Regions from separate parts of the Mus musculus genome. Here region 2 is linked to region 1. The links are chromatin loops, found by intact Hi-C in ENCODE. Cell type or tissue: gastrocnemius. All regions are shown on one strand. Each heading gives the region's core, and the rest is flanking DNA. Links, peaks and the distances in the headings are about the cores only. Region 1 holds the start of Hspa13 (heat shock protein 70 family, member 13). Region 2 has its middle 110 kb from the start of 1700041M19Rik.

Evidence for each region. Peaks named below come from ENCODE experiments on the same cell type or tissue, not always from the same donor. Only the 100,000 strongest peaks of a DNase experiment are listed, where the experiment ranks them.
Region 2: a loop joins it to region 1, with 2.3 times the contacts of the local background. A loop is called at or near these places in 16 of 42 quality-filtered maps.

What each region holds. Positions count from the first base shown.
Region 1 is chr16:75,763,764-75,773,644 of GRCm38, forward strand. It overlaps Hspa13 (heat shock protein 70 family, member 13), which reads right to left and starts at 3,055. Exons shown (of 5, transcript NM_030201.3): 1 at 2,972-3,055; 2 at 1,181-1,521. The coding sequence starts at 2,996. It also overlaps the pseudogene Gm15554. In gastrocnemius, for the core only: a CTCF peak has its summit at 3,061; DNase peaks (open chromatin) are centred at 327, 1,412, 3,123 and 3,618; H3K4me3 peaks cover 2,139 bases; H3K27ac peaks cover 1,675 bases.
Region 2 is chr16:76,894,085-76,904,154 of GRCm38, forward strand. No RefSeq gene overlaps it. Among named protein-coding and RNA genes, the nearest start is that of 1700041M19Rik, 110 kb to the right of the region's middle. In gastrocnemius, for the core only: a CTCF peak has its summit at 5,241 (motif pointing left); DNase peaks (open chromatin) are centred at 2,409, 4,376 and 5,240; H3K4me3 peaks cover 404 bases.

The sequences.
Region 1 (9,881 bases), core at 1-8,000:
AAGGTCTAACACTATTACTGATTCTATGATGTGTTTACAGACAGGAGCCTACCATGGCTGTCCTCTGAGAGGCTCTACCAGCAGTTGACTGAGACAGACACAGATACCTACACCCAACGAACACCCAACCATTCAACTGAAGTAGGAGACCCCTATGGAGGAATCAGAGGAAGGGTTGAAGAAGCTGAAGGGGAGGGCGACTCCATAGGAAGACCAGCAGTCTCAACTGACCCGGATCCCTGGGAGCTCCCAGAGACTGAGCTACCAACCAAGACCATACTGGGCTGGACTGAGGGCCCTGGCACATACATAGCAGAAGACTGCCTGGTCTCGCCTCAGTGGGAGAAGATGCACCTAATCCTCCAGAGACTTGAGGCCCCAGGGAAGGGGGAGGCCTGGTGTGGGGTGAGCAAGGGGAAGAGGGAATGGGTTGAGGAACTGTTGGGAGGGGGGACCAGGAAGGGGGTAAGGTCTGGAATGTAAATAAATAAAATAACTATTAAAAAAAAACCCACACATATATATCCAACTCAAAATTCCATAAGGCAGGCAATTTCTAACAGACACAAAGATATATATATATATATGTGTGTGTGTGTGTGTGTGTGTGTGTGTGTATACATATATCTACACATACATATATATACACATACATGCACACATATATATACACACACATATACGCATATATATGTATATGTATATATATATACTGAACTTCAAAAATTAGTGTGACACTAGCAAAGTATAAGAGGTAGTGCTGAGATAGAGTAACTCTGTAATAAAATAGCAGTTCCACAGCCATTAAAGCTAGTGAGGTACATGCACTACATGTGTGTAACATACTGACACACTTCAAATAAGCCAGAAAGCACGACAGCAAGTGTACAAATGTTGTACGCATACAAAATGTACACACATAGAGAATACCTATTCACAGTCCACGGGGCTTCAGCATCCTTCCTAAAATGTCTTGAGAGAACTAACTGGAACTGTGATGATGGCGGGATGAGTGCACAGCAAGGCCCCATATCCTGACCTGGTAGCACCAGGAAGTCACTGAACTGATCCACCCTGCAGCTGCTGTGGGATTTCTCACTGAGAGAATACAATTCCCTGACACATAATTCAAACAGCACCGTTAAATCAAATGGACGCAGAGTGTAGATTAGTTTCCTACCTTAAATGGGTATCTGCCAACTTCAGCCTCCAGCTCCTCCGGGGTGAAGATCTTCCCGATGAACCGTTTGGCATCATAGATTGTGTTTTGAGGATTTGAATCAGCCAGCTCTAGGCTCTCATAGCCCACATACACATCACCGTCCGTGAAGGACACCATGCTGGGGATGCTGATATGCCCGTTTTCATCTGGAATCACCTTCACTTTTCCTGTCCCGGGAAAAAATACACCAACCGAACAGTAGGTGGTACCCAGGTCAATGCCAATCACTTTTGGCGTAGGCAATGGTAAATACTGTTGTGCCAAGTAGCCCGCCAAGAGGAGAGTCAAAACAGCTGAACCTGCAAAAGGTAAAAAGATAAGTTTTTATGAAGCTACCACCATATACTGTACCTATAGCAACATCTTCTTAGTAGCACTTTTAAAACAAAACATAAAATATTTCACTTTATAGGATTATTAGCTACTTCTTTTGGACATCAAGTTTTTAACATTCCATCGGGGTACAATTAAAAACAAAGGAGAAAAAAAAAACCCTCAAAAACCAAAAGCCCTCACAAATGTATTTTTGTATAATCCGTTACATGATAATAAAGGAATAAAATGTAAAGATATTTAAATAACCATTATGCTGTTGTTGAATGAAAATATCACAAATGTGAAACTAAAGCTAAATACAATCCAGTTTTCTTGGATTATTGCTATTTAGATTGATAGCTTCATAAACAGTTTTTACCTGTTATTACTAAAATGAAATGCCATTATGAAATTCCCACAGAGACAGCTTTGGTATGTAAGTCTAACCTGTTTGGTTATCGTCTTTACCCATTCAAAAGGATAAAATACGTAAGTTGGATATGTTGATCTGAAAACTGCTTAGGCACTACTGTTACCTCATAGAGTCCAGAAGAGATTTTGCATATATAAGCATTCATTAAGGATATACTTTTCAAAATAGATATTAGGGAAGAAGTATGCAAGTGCTAACCCTGATAGCAACAATATGTAAACTTCCCGAAGGCAAGTTCTAGTCACCATTGAATAGTACGGCCCATGAAGAGCAGAGGCTCAGCAAATATTTAAGGGAAAAGATCATATAGAAACATCAGGCATATTGTACACAAAAGCGAATAAGAACATCACTTTGAGTTTAGAATTAATATCTGATTTGGTTTCACTAGTCTGCGTAATACACCTGTCCCCACTCAAACCCATAATGTCACTCGGTAGTGCTGTTGGTAATTGCTAGCTCCTTCAAATCAACGCCTGGCACATCATAGCAGACCAAGAACCTATCCACTTGTCTCTTCCCACCTACAGACAAATCTCAAAAGCATCTCAGCGTTTGGCAAGGGAATGTTGATTCCCAATCGGTATGTTCAAAAGAGAATCCATCTAAGAATGCACAGGGACTTGAATCCCTCCCAATTCCGCATCCCGAGTGAAGCCAAGAGTCTTCAATCTCGAGATCCCCTTCTTATTCACAGTGGGTTCTCGCACAGAGAACCGATTTCGGCTACCCATTCAAGACCGAGGTCGTTAGCATTCCTAGGCCCTCGTCTCTCAGACCTGTGGCTGGTGGCACGACCCCAAGAGGCCTCCGGCAAGTCAGACCCCCGACTCCAGACGCCCCGCCCCCACCAGCTCCAAACAGCCTTAGCCCCCTTTTCAGGCTCCCTTCGGCTGCGTGACCTGTGATTCAGAGAGTGAGACAACCAACCCTTGCCCACCCAGACCTCGTCGAACTTCCCCGTCGACTTCCATAGTTGCAGGGACCCCTGAGATACTGACCTAAGATCGTCATCTCTCCGGCCATCAGTCCCGCCGAACAGGCAGAAGGATGACTGTACCGATGGGAGGCACCGCCCCCTAGTCGCCGGCTGTCGCGCAGCCTCCTGGGAAATGTAGTCCGTCGGCTCCGAATTAGCCGGAGGAACTACGATTTCCACCACAGCAATGACTCCATCTACCATGAGGCCGCGGGGCGGATTTTACTCAGGCCAGTGAGGGAAGACTCGGCCTCCCCACGCACGAAGGCCCAACAAACCAGGCTTTGTTGTGGGAGCAGCGTCTGGGAAAGGCCAGAGTTTGTCATTCATCAAACCCAAAACGCTGCGAGCTTACTCGCGGTTAAAAAAAAAAAAAAAAAAAAAAAAAAAAAGTCCCTGTAGCCCCGCCTCACCGCGTTGTATTGTGGGAACTGCAGTTCTGGACTGTCCAGAGCTTGGAAGGCATAAAGAGGATAAAACCAATTAAGATTCCGAGGTGGGTTGCGTTGCCAGGCAGGCGGGGAATTCAAACTTCCGGTTTTTTTGTTTGTTTGTTTTTGTTTTTTGTTTCGTTTTGTTGTTCAGCCTCTTTTTTAAGGTTTATGCGTCTTTGGTCGAAATCAAGATTCTAGATAGACTTCTCCTAAGCCCTCCGAAGTCCCCTTAGCATTCCACAGTGGGGCAGTCCTACCGGAGACCCCACCTCTGGTGTACCTGTTCGTTGCTTTGCAAATATCCTTGCAGTCATTAAATGCAATGCCAGCCCGATGCTGTTGGCAGTAAATTATTTCACGGGCTCGTCAGGAATGAAGTTTGTCCAGGACCGCATGGTTTATCCAAGATATTTTCAAATCTAATATTAACATTCACATATGCTATTACCAACTAATATGGAAAGATACATTCTACTTTTCGTTTTAATTATGTCATAAATGGCCAGAATTGTCTTCCTGGACAGGTCCGTCCTTTCACGTGTTGACTATCCGATCACTTTTCCCCTGGCGCCATAAGACACGTTAGCAAAGCAATTTGAAGAAGACAAGATTTATTTTGGCTCAAAGTTCAATGGTACAGTTCCTCATAGCAAGGAAGTCACGGAGGCAAGACCTTTTAACCAGCTGTCCCCATTGCACCCAGTCAGGAAGCAGAGACAGGAAACGAAGGCATCTCTCTCTCTCTCTCTCTCTCTCTCTCTCTCTCTCTCTAATTCAGCCTTGAACCTGCTGGATGTCGGAATAGCAGTGCTCATAGTTAGGCGAAGTCTTTTCGCCTCAATTAATCAGGTCAGAAACGCCCTCATATACATACCCGGAAGTTTACTTCCATGATGATTCTGAATCCCAGCAAGACGAAAAGATTAACCACAATTATTGAGGGGGAGGATACAGGTGGTTTTTAGTATATAAAACATGATGTTTTCCCCTCACTGTTTAATATTTGATACGACTTAAGGACTCCTGGACGTGACTTTACTGTTGGGAAAGTTCATGAACACTTAAGGTCCTAGAAACTTAAATGTGCTTCTCTGGCTAGGTGCAAATCAATAGTCCTAATTGGCGACAGGTCTACTAGTTGTGGGAAAGAACCTCTACTGGCTTTCCACTTGCGTAAAATCTTGTATCTTTTAAGTTTCTAGCTATCTATGTACTTTATCTATGATAGGTTGGTCTATGTCTATCTGTCTACCTACCTATCTACAGATAGATATTATCACACATACATATATAATGATTTTATATCTGAATTATGGCTAACAGAGACCCATTATAATACACTTTAGTGTTTTTAAATACTTTGTCATGTGAAAAATGAAAAGCATGTGGATATATGACTACTATTCGCCAAAGTTCTTAGGAAGAATGAAGAAAGCATAATTCAAACATCCAACTGATGATTTTGATGGGTAATGATAATTTTAATAAATGTTATCGAACAGTTACTGTGTGCTTAGCACAGTGGTAACCATTGGCATCAATAAAGGATAGAGAGAAGGCAATCAGAAATTTAATTCAACATGCTGTGAGACATAGAAATAATATGATCACTGGGAAGGAGCAAGACTGGAGAAACCTATATAGTTTTACCTTGAAGAGAACTTCCAGTATTTTAGAGCTGTTTTTTTTTTTGTTTTGTTTTTGTTTTTGTTTTTGTTTTTTTAAATGTGAGAGTCAAGCTGTAAATTGATGGAAAGATACAAAGTAACCAGGTGTAAGCAGTCCACATAAAAATAGCCCAACCAACAGTATAAGAGCAGACAGGCATTAGATTCACCAGCCATGGGGCCAGTATCATGAGGATCAGTGATACAAACACTGCTCACTGTAATTCCCTCTGCCCACCTTTCTGTTGTCCTTTGAAAGAGAAATGTTTCCTACTGGCTCATGTAGTTAGACACTTGGTACCTAGTTGTGGCAAGTTGGGGAAGTTAGGGAAGTTTTAGGATGTGGAGACTTTTTGGAGGAAGTCCATGGCTGGAAAGCAGGCTTTCAGAGTTCTTAGCCTGATTGCAGTTGGTATGGTCTTTTAGCTTCCTGCACTGGTGGCCTGTTTGTCATGTCTCTCCTGCCAATACGAATATCTAGCCTTCTGGACCTGTAAGCCAATGTAAACTTTTTTTTTTTTTTTTTTGAGTTGCTATGGTGGTTTGAGGTTAAAGTTGTAAGCCCTCTGTTACCCTGCACTGGACCATCTTGGATTCTAAACCCCTGAAACAGTAAGCCAAAGTAAACACTTTCTTTTATAAGTCGCCTTAGTTACAGTGTTTTATTACAGCAATAGGAAAGTAGCTAAAATACTCCCTTTCAGTCAATGATTTTAATCACAGCAATAAAATGGTAGTTAGTATATACCCTTTCCTTTCACAGTTTTCATTTAATATGGGACCATAAACAATATTATCTCAGAGAAGAAAACCCTTACCCCCAGAAAGGAATATAGCATTCCTTCCTTCCAGAAAGGAATAACACAGGTTATTTTCATTGTTTGTTACTATGTTAACAAACTGTCTTAAAACTAATAGAGGCCTAGTATACAATTCTGTAGGTCAGAAATTTGGTACATGTTTTCCTGGATTATAGTTCTTCAATGATGTTACTCTTATTTTATTTTATTTTATTTTATTTTATTTTTCAAGACAGGGTTTCTCTGTGTAGCCCTGGCTGTCCTGGAACTGACTTTGTAGACCAGGCTGGCCTCGAACTCAGAAATCTGCCTGCCTCTGCCTCCTGTGCTGGGATTAAAGGTGTGCGCCACCATGCCCGGGTGTTACTATTATTTTAAATCATAGAGCTGTAGGTACTTTTGTTGTATGTCTGGCTATTTTTCCTCCTGGCCCCAAGCTCTTGGAATAGCGACTCAGACTCAAAATATATTTACTGCTACAACCACCTGGCCCTACTACATTTGTTAAAATGTTTTATTCTTTTTGAGTTATTTTTTATTGTAACAGAAAAGAGAAATGTAATTGTTAATGGGATCATTTCAATGAAAGTAATCTACAATAATAACATTCAATTAATATAAATATATGTACATATATGTAATAAAATTAGCTGTCCTTTTCTTAAAACTTATCTTCAGCAACATTCCAGACAGTATAAGCCTATTTCAGTGCTGTCTACTTGAAGGATTTCAAGAATTAGCAATGTGTTGATGTATTCATGAAGATGATGAGCTCAGAGGCCTAACAAGATAGACTGATGTCCTAGGTTTATTCTTTTATTGATGTGGATTTTTTCTTCTTCTTCTAAATTTTAGGACATCTGAAAACATTTTCTTTATATAGCCTATTGTAGAAAGTTTAGACATCACAATAATGGAAACTCTGAAATGAACCAGCTTCCCTTTGCTTGTAGTCCCTTGATTTTTCTCTGGCACAGATAGATGTAGCATACCTATATATTTTGTCAGCAGAAATGTGCTTAGAGCATATACAATGCATATTTTCCTGTAGTTTATAGCAATTTTTACATGCTTATAATTTATTATGTTCAAATTGCAGATTTAAGAGATTATATTGCAAGACTAATTTTTAGCTTTCTTCTCCAATATTTAATAAATACTAACATTAATACTAATTTAATAAATACTATTATTTACTATATTAGTATTTATTGATTAATCTTCCTTTCTTATTAGTTTAATAGCTTATGGTTTTGATTCTTGTAATACATTTTGGTTGTTTTCTTTTCGCTTTTCTTGTTTGTTTGGTCTTTTCTTTTGTCTATTTTTTGTTTTGTTTTTAAAACAGTATCACTCCCCTAGTTACTCCTTTGATCCTCCTAGCAGAGCAACTATTACAGGTATGAACATCCACAACCAAACTCTCACTGATTGATTTTTAATTATCTTTTGAGACTATAATAAAATTACATCATTTCCCCTTTCCACTGCTTCCTTCCAAACTCTCCCACAAACCCCTCCTCATTGTCTTTCAAAATCATGGATGATTTTCATTAATTGTTGTTACATACATACATATGTGTGTGTGTGAATGTTTATGTGTGTGTATGTTCCTAAATACATAAATACAATATATTCAGCTGTATAATGTTACTTGTATGTATCAGTTTTTATGCTGTATATGCCATATATAATCCACCCCTCACCCCCAGTCCTCATGGTACAGGCCTGTAATTTCAAAGGAGTAAGATTAGGAGTTTGAATCCAAGTTAGCTACACAGAGTGAGTTCAAGGTCATCCTACCCAACTTAGCAGGATTCTAACAATGAAAGAGAAATGTAACACTATGGTAAAATGCCTCCCTCACATGTAGGATCCTCTAGGTTCAGTTCTTAGTATAGAAAGGAACCTAACAGACAAAAACCACACAGGTAGGCATAGAGATCTTTTCTTGATACTTGTTTCATTTTATTATTGTGGGTCAGTAACATACTGCTTTGTCCTTGAGACTTTATCATAGACACATATCTGGATGGACAAAATTACTTAGTTTTTCTTTTACTATTTTTCTGTTTTCATCATTTTTTTTTTGCACAACTTACAAACAACTTAGTTCCTTTCCTCCTAAAATTATTATAATATCTTTAAAATTTAGACCTTTATATGTTTATGTCTTGATAAGAGGGGAATGCACAATAAGACAGTAGTGGAATGTCCATCTAGGAAAATGGTATGTTTCTGTTTTAATAAGAATTTCTAAGTAGTTTTCTTCAATAAATGTTACACAATTTGTTATAATCATTAAGTTTCTCTAACAGTTGTGGGTACTGTGATAAATTCTTATTTTGGAGAATGCATCGAACTTTATTGATGGTATTCAAAAGAGTAGGGAGGGCTGCCTAGGCCCCTTCTGTTGTTATGGGGGTCTGGGATGGAAATTGTGAGGGAGATGGTCAATGTTGGAGGCTGAGTTGGAACAGGGACTCCTCAGCAACCAAAGGCCTCTCTCTTGCTCTCAGTGTCCTTGCTAGGGTGGGTGGTCCAGGGTTTCCTGGGAGGTCATGTAGGCCATGAGGTCCACCACCCTGTTAATGCAGCCGTATTCATTATCATACCAGGAAATGAGCTTTACAGAGTTGTCATTGAGAGCAATGCTAGACCCAGCATGGTGCAGTAGTTGTTGCTGTTGAAGTAGCAGGAGACAACCTGGTCCTCAGTATAGCCCCCTGATGCCCTTTAGTGGGCCCTTGGATGCCTCCTTCACTATCTTCTTTATGTCATCATACTTGGCAGTTTCTTCAGTTGGCATGTCAGATCGACAACGAATACATTGGGGGCCAGGAGGCCATGCCAGTGAGCTTCCCATTCAGCTCTGGGATGACTTTTTCCACAGCCTTGGCAGCACTAGTGGATGCAGGGATGATGTTCTGGACAGCCCCATGCCCATCATGCCACAGCTTTCCAGAGGGGCCATCCACAGTCTTTTGAGTGGCAATGATGGCATTGACCGTGGTCATGAGCCCTTCCATTAAGCAGTTGGTGGTACAGGAGACATTGCTGACAATCTTAAATGAGTAGTCATATTTCTCCTGGTTCACACCCATCACAAACATGGGACCATCGGCAGAAGGGGCAGAGATGATGTCTCTTTTGGCCCCACCTTTCAAGTGGGCCTCAGCCTTCTCTATGGTGGTGAAGATGTCAGTAGACTGCACAACATACTCAGCACCAGCATTACCACATTTGATGTTAGTAGGATCCTGATCCTGGAAGATGGTGATGGGTTTCCTGTTGATGGCAAACTTCCCGTTCTCAATCTTGCCTGTGCCATTGAATTTGCCATGGATAGAGTCATACTGGATCATGTAGACCATGTAGTTGAGGTCAATGAAGGGGTTGTTGCCAATTGCAGAGTAGAAGGCAGCCCTGGTAACCAGGTGCCCAATACAGCTATATATATATTTTTTTTCATTCTGCTATATAATTGATCAAAATAACTGTCACCTCTAACTAAGTTCTAAGGAGCAGGTTCTGCTTTCCCATGAGAAAATAATGACAGAAAAGCAACTGTGAAAGCTTGCACACATCTTCTGTTTGCTTGCTGTGGACTCTGACGGAACAGAGCGAGGAGGGGCACTCTTCCATTGCTGGCTGGGAGACTCATTGTTGTCAAAAACAGAGTCTTCCTCAGTTGTGGCTTTCGCACGTATGACAGTCAAGCTGTTCTGTTGTAAACCCACGAGTATAAGGGCACGCTCTGCTCCTAAATTATGCTGATCACTGTGCAGCTTCCTTCTGCGCCTGCTCACGCTTCTGCCCTTTGCAGTTTTCAGAGGATAATTTTCTTTCAAAGATGCTTCGGGAAGTGGGTGTGCCTTCTGCTCTGCTCACTGCCTTCTTGCTGGATTACTGACTTTCCCTATAGACTCAGTTTCGTTCTCCCTTTGCACAGTGCTTACATTTGTTTTGTTTATTGTCTTCTATATTTGTTGTTGTTGTTGTTGCTGATGCTGTTGTTGTTGTAGAGACAG
Region 2 (10,070 bases), core at 1,203-9,202, 1.1 Mb after region 1:
GTACCCTTCACTAAACTTGATTACATTGCCACCAGCCCAAGCTCTGTTCTTACTCTGTAAACACAGAAAACTTACTTTTCTATAAACAATCAGACTTTTCTTTCATTTTCTTGACTAAGGAGTCAGCTCTGTAAATTGCTGTAGTCGCTCAGTAATCAGGTGCTAAACAGTGGGGTCCCTGAGGACCTCGTATCTTATTCCGTCCTATTTCACAGAGCTTCACTAACCCCAGGTTGCTGATGCAGCCTACATTCGCTAGAGAGTCGACTGCTGATCATTCTCTAAAGACCAACGGAGTATATGTGTTCTTAATGTCCACTCTCACGGCAAAATGATGTGAGGCATACCAATCCAACGAGCCTCAAGATAGCTCATATGATGTTTTCTCTACATCCATTCCTCAGAATGCATTCAGCTCTCGATCAATACTATGCAGAAAATGCAATCACAGGACAAATGAGAATCACCTTGCCTCCAACCACAGCACAAGGGAAAACAAGATACAATGATTTAAATGTGATCAAGAAACCAAACCATTCTTTGCTAAAGACGCACTGCTTTTACAGGCCTGCTATGTCTGTCCGTTGTTGCTGCAAAGTGACAACTGCCAAGACCGAGGTATTCTGAAGTGAAGTGAAACGTTGTAGAAGCACTGATCCAAATGTTCTCTTGCCGTGGAAGTCAAAGAGGACACTGGTATTAACCTGAGGTTTTTAAAGTTTTGCATTTGAAGGGATTCAAGGCTCTCTCCCTTCCAAAATGGCCCGTGGGCATTTGAGAAACCAGCAAGAGCAGAAAGGTCACCCTCACCTTCCCTGTAGCCCCTTCTGTCCTGAAGGAAGTCATAAAACCTAGAAAGAATTCTTTGACCTCCTCCCCTAAGGCATGCAGTAAAACCCAGATGACCTTCTCCTGCAGCAAGCCATAAACCTTTCATTTGTGTGCCCTCTCTTACCCCTAGGAAGACCCTGGCCTTCTCTCTAAAGAAGGGACATGGAGGAAAATCGGAGCAAGCGCATCCTTTTCAGGTCCCTGGTTTATTGTGGCTGAGTTATCCCCTTCAGTTTTTTAGTTTAGTTTTCCCCTCTGATTCTGAATGTCCGTGCCTTTCTCATCTGAAACAGAATCATGATCAGACTTCCCACTTCTTCATCTTTTCATTTCTCAGCCTCCCATACCAAATAATTTTATTGCTAATCTGCCCTTCTATAGAAGACATGAATCCGAAGGTAGGTAAGAGACTAACTTTTTCTCCCCAGCAAAACCCACTTGTCAAAATGAACTCCAAGTCTATTAGACGCCAGACTGTCTCCCTCATGTCCTCCTCTGTCCCAACTCTTTCTTTTATTTTAGACTTAAAATAAGGATAAATTGCTTTTAACATTTTGGGACCACAGTGTATGAGTGAATCCCAACCAACCCCAATAGCTTTGCCTCCGCCTCCAAACTGAGTCTGTCAGTAACTTCCTGGAGCCTTGGGCTTGGTTTTGTTGTTGTTGTTGTTTTGTTTTGTTTTTGTTTTTCCTTAGTTTTACTTAAAGGATCTAAAATTCAAGTGCTCAAGTTAGCATTTTGAAAAGATCTATGAATTTTTACATTGTAAAGGAGCTGCCTGCCTATTGCTCCAAACCACAGTGGTTTCAAACACAGCCTCTGCTGGAGAATTTGGTCAGCTACCTATTCCCTAAGCCCCACTTCCCACACATTTCCCCACGCCCAGGGAGAACTCTTAGGTCTAGAGGCTACAGGGATTATCCATTCAGACTGTCAAAAATAACTGCAACAAAGAATGGTTCTGCATGGTCAAAAGTCCTGCTCAGGTGGGGGAATTGCATCATCTGGGCTCCATCCACCCAGGAGCAGTAATTGTGTGTGTGCTTGTGCTCATCTGGGAACAGCAGCTCGGTGTACCGTGTGGTTAGTGACTTACCGGCTTACCAACACTTGGCCTTGTGTTCCCTGTATTGGATTGAAGTTAACTGTCCAGTTACATAATCCGTTCTAGTTTTCATTTCATTAGATCTCTAGTACAATAGATGTCTTCTGTGAGTTCCTCCCAATTAGCATTTCATAGCATTTCATTACTAAAAGGCAAGATCTTTACCCTACCACCTTTAAAAAAAGGCTCAGTGGCTTAGAGCTTTTTTTTTATTATTTTTAAGAGAGAGAGAACACAAACTTTAGATCATTAACCTGTTCTTGCTTGTTGTTTGACATTTCAAATGTGTTGCTCTCTTGCTAATAACTCTTCCCAAAGTGCACAGGAGGAGAATGCACTCTTTCGGATGCTCCGGCACAGCAGCACTTTAGCTAACAGACAATAATAAATCCGGACTGACAGGGAGTGCTGACCGCGGCGCATTCTGTGGTGAGAATGGGCCGGACTTGCAGCTTCCCATTAAATTAATGAGAAGCCTGGGCCTCTTTGACCAGCAGGAGAGAGCAACAGAACTGAGGCTCTGAACGCGGTCCTACGTGCTGGGAAGGGAAGCAAGGGGAAAGGGCAACCACTTCAGTTAAGCGCTTGGCTTTGACAGGCTTCTCCTCCACGCGCTCCAGGGTTCTCCCAACTTTTAGGAATGGTTGCAACTAACATAGCCTGTTGGAGTATTTTAGGTTATCTCTACCGTCGTTTCTTAAATAAACAAGAAATTCAAAGACCAGGAGTCCGTGCAGGTCTCTAAAACTGTCTGCCGAAAGCATGCTCTTAGTTTGGACTGCTGGAAAGGATTTTCATGTTTGGTTTGTTTGCTTTTTGGCTCACTTACGTCTTAATCTGCTTTATATGGGGAGACACACCACTTATTTAAAGGTTAAAATTTTAAATAAAACTTGGAACCTACTTTGAAGTTTATCTTGAGTTACTGAATGTCAAAGAGTTAGCCAAGATGTACTGGGAACAATTTGAATGGCCTGGAACATGTCATTTAGTCTTCCAAGGGCTCACCTTTCCACTTGTAAAAGATTAATATTACACACACACACACACACACACATATATATATATATATAATATAGGACATATATAATCCAATATAGGATTAATATCATATATAATATTATATAATTAATATTTTATATATTATATAGGAATGTATATTATATATAATATTATATATATTATACACACACAATATGTGTGTGTATGTGTGTGTGTGTGTTTGGGTTATGTGTGTGCATATGCATATATAATATGAATGTATAAGCATGTAATGTATATATATATGATGTAATATATATGTATGCATACAAATGTATGTATTCTGCTCTCCTTAACAACAAATGCAGATGTGCTTCCTAGAATTCATGATTTCTTGGGCACAGATCTTTCTGTACAAACGGGACTAGCGCCCTACCTGTTGTACCCTCCTGTGGTAGACCAGGCCGGTTCTAACTCAGAGGTTAGGGATCCAGCCCATGCTGAGATGTTTTTCCCACTGCTGCTCTGACCATCCTTCTCCTTGCTTGACACGTCACCTGGTTAACAGGCGTTGGTCATTGAGCCCTGACACAGCTTAGGTGATATTTGACCTTTTTTAGTCTATAATTCATTCTTGGAATTTTCCACTAAAAAAATCCTTACATATTACTATGAAATCTTTCATTTCCTATATTTTAAAAAAATATAGGAGACATATTCTCACAGCTTTTTCCATCTAATAATGTATTTTCTAATCTTCAGTATGCCTTGGATTTTCTCTCAGAAGATGGAAGCTTAAAAAAAAGGTTAAAGACGGAAGACAATACTCAAGTTCGGATGCAAGTGTTTGTTTACTTGCTATTATTATTACTGCTCACTCTTCTCGGCTAGCTTTACACCTCTCATCCTCCTGCTTCCGGAACCTTCCAAGTGTTGGGACTGCAGCTGTGAGCCACTCTATCTGTTTGCATAAGAATTTGAAATTGTCACAATCCCTAACATTAACACAAAAAGCTCAGAGGTTTGTTGGATCGGTATTGTTCCAGGCAATTCTAAGAGAGCTCAAATCCAGGGAATTTAAACCAGACTTTAATATCCAGAGTTCTTTGCAAGCTTCTTTAAAATTCTCCAACCATGAAAGAAAGCAACCTGAAATAGGGCTTACTATGTGATAAGCACGTGAATGCATTTGTTTAGCTTCTACAAGTGTGGACGTCACGATGTATGAAGATGATGTAGAGGGGCTCCTGAGATGGCTCAGCCAGTATCGTGCTTTCTGCACAAGCACAGGGGCCCAAGTATGGATCCTCAGCACAGACATAAAACCCAGGCCCGACTGGCATATGTCTGTGCGTAACCCCAGTGCTGGCGAGGCCATGACGGGAGGCTCTGAGCTGCTGCTGCTGCTGCTGGCAGCCAGTAGAGCTCAGTTTCTGAGCCCCGGGTTCACAGAGACCGTGCTTCGAAAAACCAGGGGTGGAGAAACAACATTGAGAACAACATTGGGCATTGACCTCTGGTCTCTACATGCTCAGGCGCGCGCACACACAAACACACACACACACACACACACACACACACACATGTATTTACACACAAGTTTAAGGAATGGAAACTTAACCACTGGGAGGTCATGACTCTTCTTTGGACCCATCCTGTGATGATGTCCACTCACACTGTCAGGCATGTCTTAGAGCTATGGGGTGAGGTATTTGGGCAAGCTTCGTCATGCCTTTTTTGCAACATTTTTTATTTATTTATTTTTTAGGTATCCTCCTCATCTGCCCTTTGCACTTCTTTTTCTCTGTCCTTCTTTAAAGTCAAAGCCTAACCTTCCCATTTAAACTCTTTCACGTTTGCCAACGTTCTTAATCTAACCATCAACCTACTTTATTATTAGTTAGTGCCGATTAAGAAATAGCTAGCCTATATCATTTACAAATAACATCTGATTTACAACATTGTACGGTTATGCCATATTGTTATTGTATTTACAGATTTAAAAAATAAAAACTTAAAGACATATAGCAATGTGCCTAAAATCAATTTGGTGCAGGCTGAAGGAAAGTAGCCAATCCCATAAAAACATCTAAGCCCCAGGAAGCAAAGCAAAATGTCTCCGAGATCAGGCGGTGGAATTTAGCTATTTAATTATTCACGTCATAGCTTTGATCATTTATCTTTGTTTTTTTAATGTCACTTCAACTTTCTCCAAGAAATTGTTCCACACAGAGGAAAAGGAAAAGGAAAAGAAAGAAAAAAAAAAAAAAAAAAAAAATCACTGTAGATTTCACGGACTACGATTGCCATCTTGTGTCCAAGAGTGGTAGTACATGGGAGGGGAAAGTTTTGTTTTGTTAATTACTGTAAACAGGAGTCAACATCTAGTCCATACATGGATTGAATTCAGCCCTCTATGTGCGACCAAAAAAAAAAAAAAAAAAAAAGGAATGTTAAACGTTAGTATTGGAGGCTTTAAAATTTTTTAAGACATGAAAAGAAGTTGAACACAGCAATTATGAATTTCGTATTAATTTCCATATATGGCTTGTTTGTTGCTGTTTTTTGTTAGTTTTTAGGTTTTTAGAACACTTTGTAGTTACCACTGAGAATTCAGCATAGAGCCTGATATCTGTTATGTGCATTGAGCAAAATTGAGGTGTTGCGTCTTTGTGGTCCGAGTGTTCCTCCCTGATACGAGGCATTTTGAAACCTTCTTGCAGGTAGATGAATGTACACATTTGATTTTACTTCTTTCTTGTCTAAGTTGTTCTCATTTCTATGTCCCTTAGAACTTTTTTTTCTTTGTTGACTTATTTAAATCCCACTGTTGCAGAAGTCAGCTGTCCATGCTGAAGAGCAGAAATCAGAGGTTTTGGATTCAAAACTACCTCAAACCATGATGTTAGAAGAGACATGAAGGCCCACGAAGAGACAAGTCCTTCTAGTCAAGAGAGTAGGTCTTACTGATCTTGATGAAAGTCCAAAGTTCCCAATCTAATCACTAACACCTTCGATTATTAGAAGTAGTATTGATTAAGAATTGCTTATCCAATATCTCTTACAAATATCCTCTTATTTACAGCATTATATGGTTACGTCAGTGTCAGTTGGACTGGGTTAATCCCTTGGCCAAGGGACCACTGCTGGGAAAGAGGAAGGCCCTAGAAGCTAGGCTCCCCAGTTGAAGGGATACATGAGATAATTATTCTTTTAATAGGATAGTGTAATTTCCTTGAGCTTATGTAGGACATTTCACATAGTAACTATATCCCTCCATATATGCAAAATCTTGGGAGCGACGTTAACATCATCGGGTTTGATTGTGCTTAGAGAACTTTCAGCCAGCCCCAAGCTGGAGAATCTGCGGTTGCTTGCCTCCTAAGACACAGCAAGGCACTGCATTGCACATTCCTGGGTTTTGCGTGTGCATTTTTGTCAGGTAGTTTCTGTATAACATTTCATGCTGAAATAGTTACAAAACTGTTACTGGTACAGAGGAGGAGGCTAACGTTCCCCCATGGTATAATTCGCTAAGGGTTGGGCAGCGTCACAACAGGACTCGGATGCTAACTTTCTTTCTTTCTTTTTTTTTTTTGGATAATATTTTTTAATTAGGTATTTATTTCATTTAAATTTCCAATGCTATCCCAAAAGTCCCCCACACGCTCCCCTACCCACTCCCCTACCCACCCACTCACATTTTTTGGCCCTGGCGTTCCCCTGTACTGGGGCATATAAAGTTTGCAAGACCAATGGGCCTCTCTTTCCAGTGATGGCCAACTAGGCCATCTTCTGATACATATGCAGCCAGAGACAAGAGCTCCAGGGGGTACTGGGTAGTTCATATTGTTGTTTCACCTATAGGGTTGCAAATCCCTTCAGCTCCTTGGTTACTTTCTCTAGCTCCTCCATTAGGGGCCCTGTGATCCATCCAATAGCTGACTGTGAGCATCCACTTCTGTGTTTGCTAGGCCCCGGCATAGGAACTCTCAATTCTGAATATCTATGCTCCAAATGCAAGGGCAGCCACATTCATTAAAGACACTTTAGTAAAGCTCAAAGCACACATTGCACCTCACACAGTAATAATGGGAGACTTCAACACACCACTTTCACCAATGGACAGATCATGGAAACAGAAACTAAACAGGGACACAGTGAAACTAACAGAAGTCATGATGCTTAACTTTCTTCTCCTTCAATGCGGCACCCAGGAAAGCAGATGACATCTTCCTTCCAGGAAGCTTCCCCCGTTAGAGAGAAGCCACCGTTCAGACCGTTTTTAGAGGCACACTGCCTTTGAAGTCCAGTGCTGGCGTCTCACCTTTAAACCGCTAAAGAGATGAACTACTATTTATGAAAGCAATTCTAATTAGACTCTCCTCTCCTTTTGCACACTGCCTGTCAGCCTCTTCCACTACTTCACTGCTTCAAAGCAGAAGAGTAAAGAGGAGGCAAAGGAAGAGAATTCTACAGGAAAGAAGATACAGGTTCATCTATGGGAAGGATCATGGATACCAAGTGGCTTCAATCGGCTTTTCTCTTACAACCTGACTTGGGATTGGCACTGCAATGTGCCCTGTCGTGGAATACTTATTAAGACATCAAAGGCGACAACCACTAAAGGGTCTAAGTTACAGTTCCCCATGTTTGGTTCTTCTCTATCTTTATGTCCTAGTACTACAATAGTACTAATAAAGAAAACCTCTCTGATCTTTGTGGCTGTATCAGTGGATCAGCTGGAGCTGACTCTGGCTGATCTTGCCTGGCCTCCTTTACCCATTTGCAGCTGGTTGAGATGCCTGAAGCTGGCCCATCTAGGCCGCAACTCTGTTCCATCTAGCCACGTAGCTCCTGATCGTCTCATCACACTGATGAAGCCACCCCTATTAGTTGAAATATATACTACTATAATGCTACTTGTGAGATCACGAGTTACGTTTTTGCATGACTATTAATATGTGATTTATGTTTTAAAAAAAAAGGAAGGTTAAAGCAGCCTACGTACCATTGTAAATTGCCACTGCCAATCATATTGCATTAAGAGAGCATTCAAAAGCATATATAGAACTCAGAGGGTGAGAAAAAAATGTAGTAGCATGCTGTGCCTCTAGCACTAAATATATGCTGCAGATCAAAAAATAATAATTCTGAGTGACATGTGAATTATCAGGTCACAGCAGATAGAAGACTATCGGGTTTACACACATAAACATTTATATTTAGTTCCAGAGAGGGTGCTAAGAAGATATCAAAGCCATTAACTGTCTGGATGATTTGAAAAGCTCCCACGAGTAAGCATGTATCAGGTCAAGCTCTGGAAAACGAGGAATGTCCATAGGCAAGCAGCTTAGGAGGCAATTTTACTCTGTAGATTCGAGTGGCCGAGATGCTGATTTCATTCACAGGTTTTGGCAGCATCCCAGATATAAAGATGGAATCCAGGCACTGCTTGCTGGTTGGGCTCTGCAATGGTTAGGGTTTTTTGTTTGTTTGTTTGTTTGTTTGTTTTTTGTTTTGTTTGTTTGTTTGTTTTTGTCAATTCAACACAAGCAAACCAGGATCATCTAGAAAGTGGGAACTTCAACAGAGAAAATGCCTCTATGTGATTAATAGGTAAGTCTGGGGGAGGTATTGATCACTGATTGATGTGGGCAAGGCTGCCTCTAGGGAAGGTGGTCCTGGGTTGTAGGAGAAAGCACGCTGAACAAAACGTGGGTGCAAACCACTAAACAGGGTTCCTCCATGAGCTTTGCTTCAGTCCCTGCCTCCAGGTTCCTGCATTCGAGTTCCTAACCTAAATTCCCTCCACCTTGGACTGTGATCAGGAAACTGAAGTAAACTCCTTCCCAAGTTTGTTCCCAGCTGTGTTTTATCATAGCAACGGAAAACAAGCTAGGACAGGCCCTAGAGTCTATATTCTGATCAATTTTAACCAAACTTCCCCAGCATAAAAATCTGCCTTTGGAGCCACTATATTGATTAATGTTAGTTGTAAGCATGCCATCACCTAGAATAACGGGCTAACTGACTTTCGGGGAAAGGTAGTCTAGATGACCACAGCCCATGAGCGAGCCTGTGGGAGACTGTCTTGATTGCTCTCTTTGACACTGGAAGGTTCAACCTGGAAATAGGCAGGCGGGTTCCCTGAGCGGGGGCCCTGGACCTTGCGAATAGTGGAAGCTGACTGAGGACGAGCACATGGATGTCTCTTTCTCTCTACGTTTTACTGGATGTGATGAGGCGACCTCCTTTAAGGACCTGCTTCAGTGACCAGGCAGAAGTGTGTAAACTGCTTACAGAAGCACCATTTTCCCCCAGAGTGGGGGGTGGGGGGAGAGACAAAATTCTGAGTGGCACGTGAATTGTCAAGTCACAGAAAACAAAAGAATATCTGGTTTATGCATAAATATGTGATGCCATTTGAGTTTTTGAGAGACAAGGATGGTTTTTCCCTAAGGATTTAATGTACAAATTGTAGATGTAGCCATGAGTAAGCAGAAGTGACTTGAGGCACACAGCACTATGGAGATTTATAATCTGCTACCCAGCTTCAACTATCCCAAATGTCTTCCTGTTTAATTCAGGTTTATTTTCTGAGTTTTTGATATGTCAGAACAAAGCGTTCTTACTCTCTCATTTTAGAGAGTACAACTCTTGTTTGTGAAATCCTAATTACAGCTTGTCTACTCTGTTCTTTACACTGTTTTTATGTGGGCATTATGTATGCATTAAATGACTAAGCAAAGCATTAGCCACCAGACTCTGACGTGCTGGAGCAAAAGGACTGACTGTGCTCAAGACTTCCCTGTGGTGAGGTTTGTCTTAACTCTATTTTATCCTGCAAAGAGCTATAATTCCAGGTCTATAACATTCAGGATGATTTCAAGTGTTGAGCAATGTCAAATAACAATGACCACAATAGAAAAATAAAAAAATGTTTTGTTTTGTTTTGTTTGTTTTGTTTGTTTTGTTTTAAAAGGCTGGAGATACATCTGAATTGGTAGGATACTTGCCTTGTCTACAAGACATCTATTGAATTAACTATTTTAATTAATAAATCCCTGCACTAGGTTCACTACCTGCCTCAATACTTCATGTTCCCGAATTAAAGACACACACACACACACACACACACACACACACA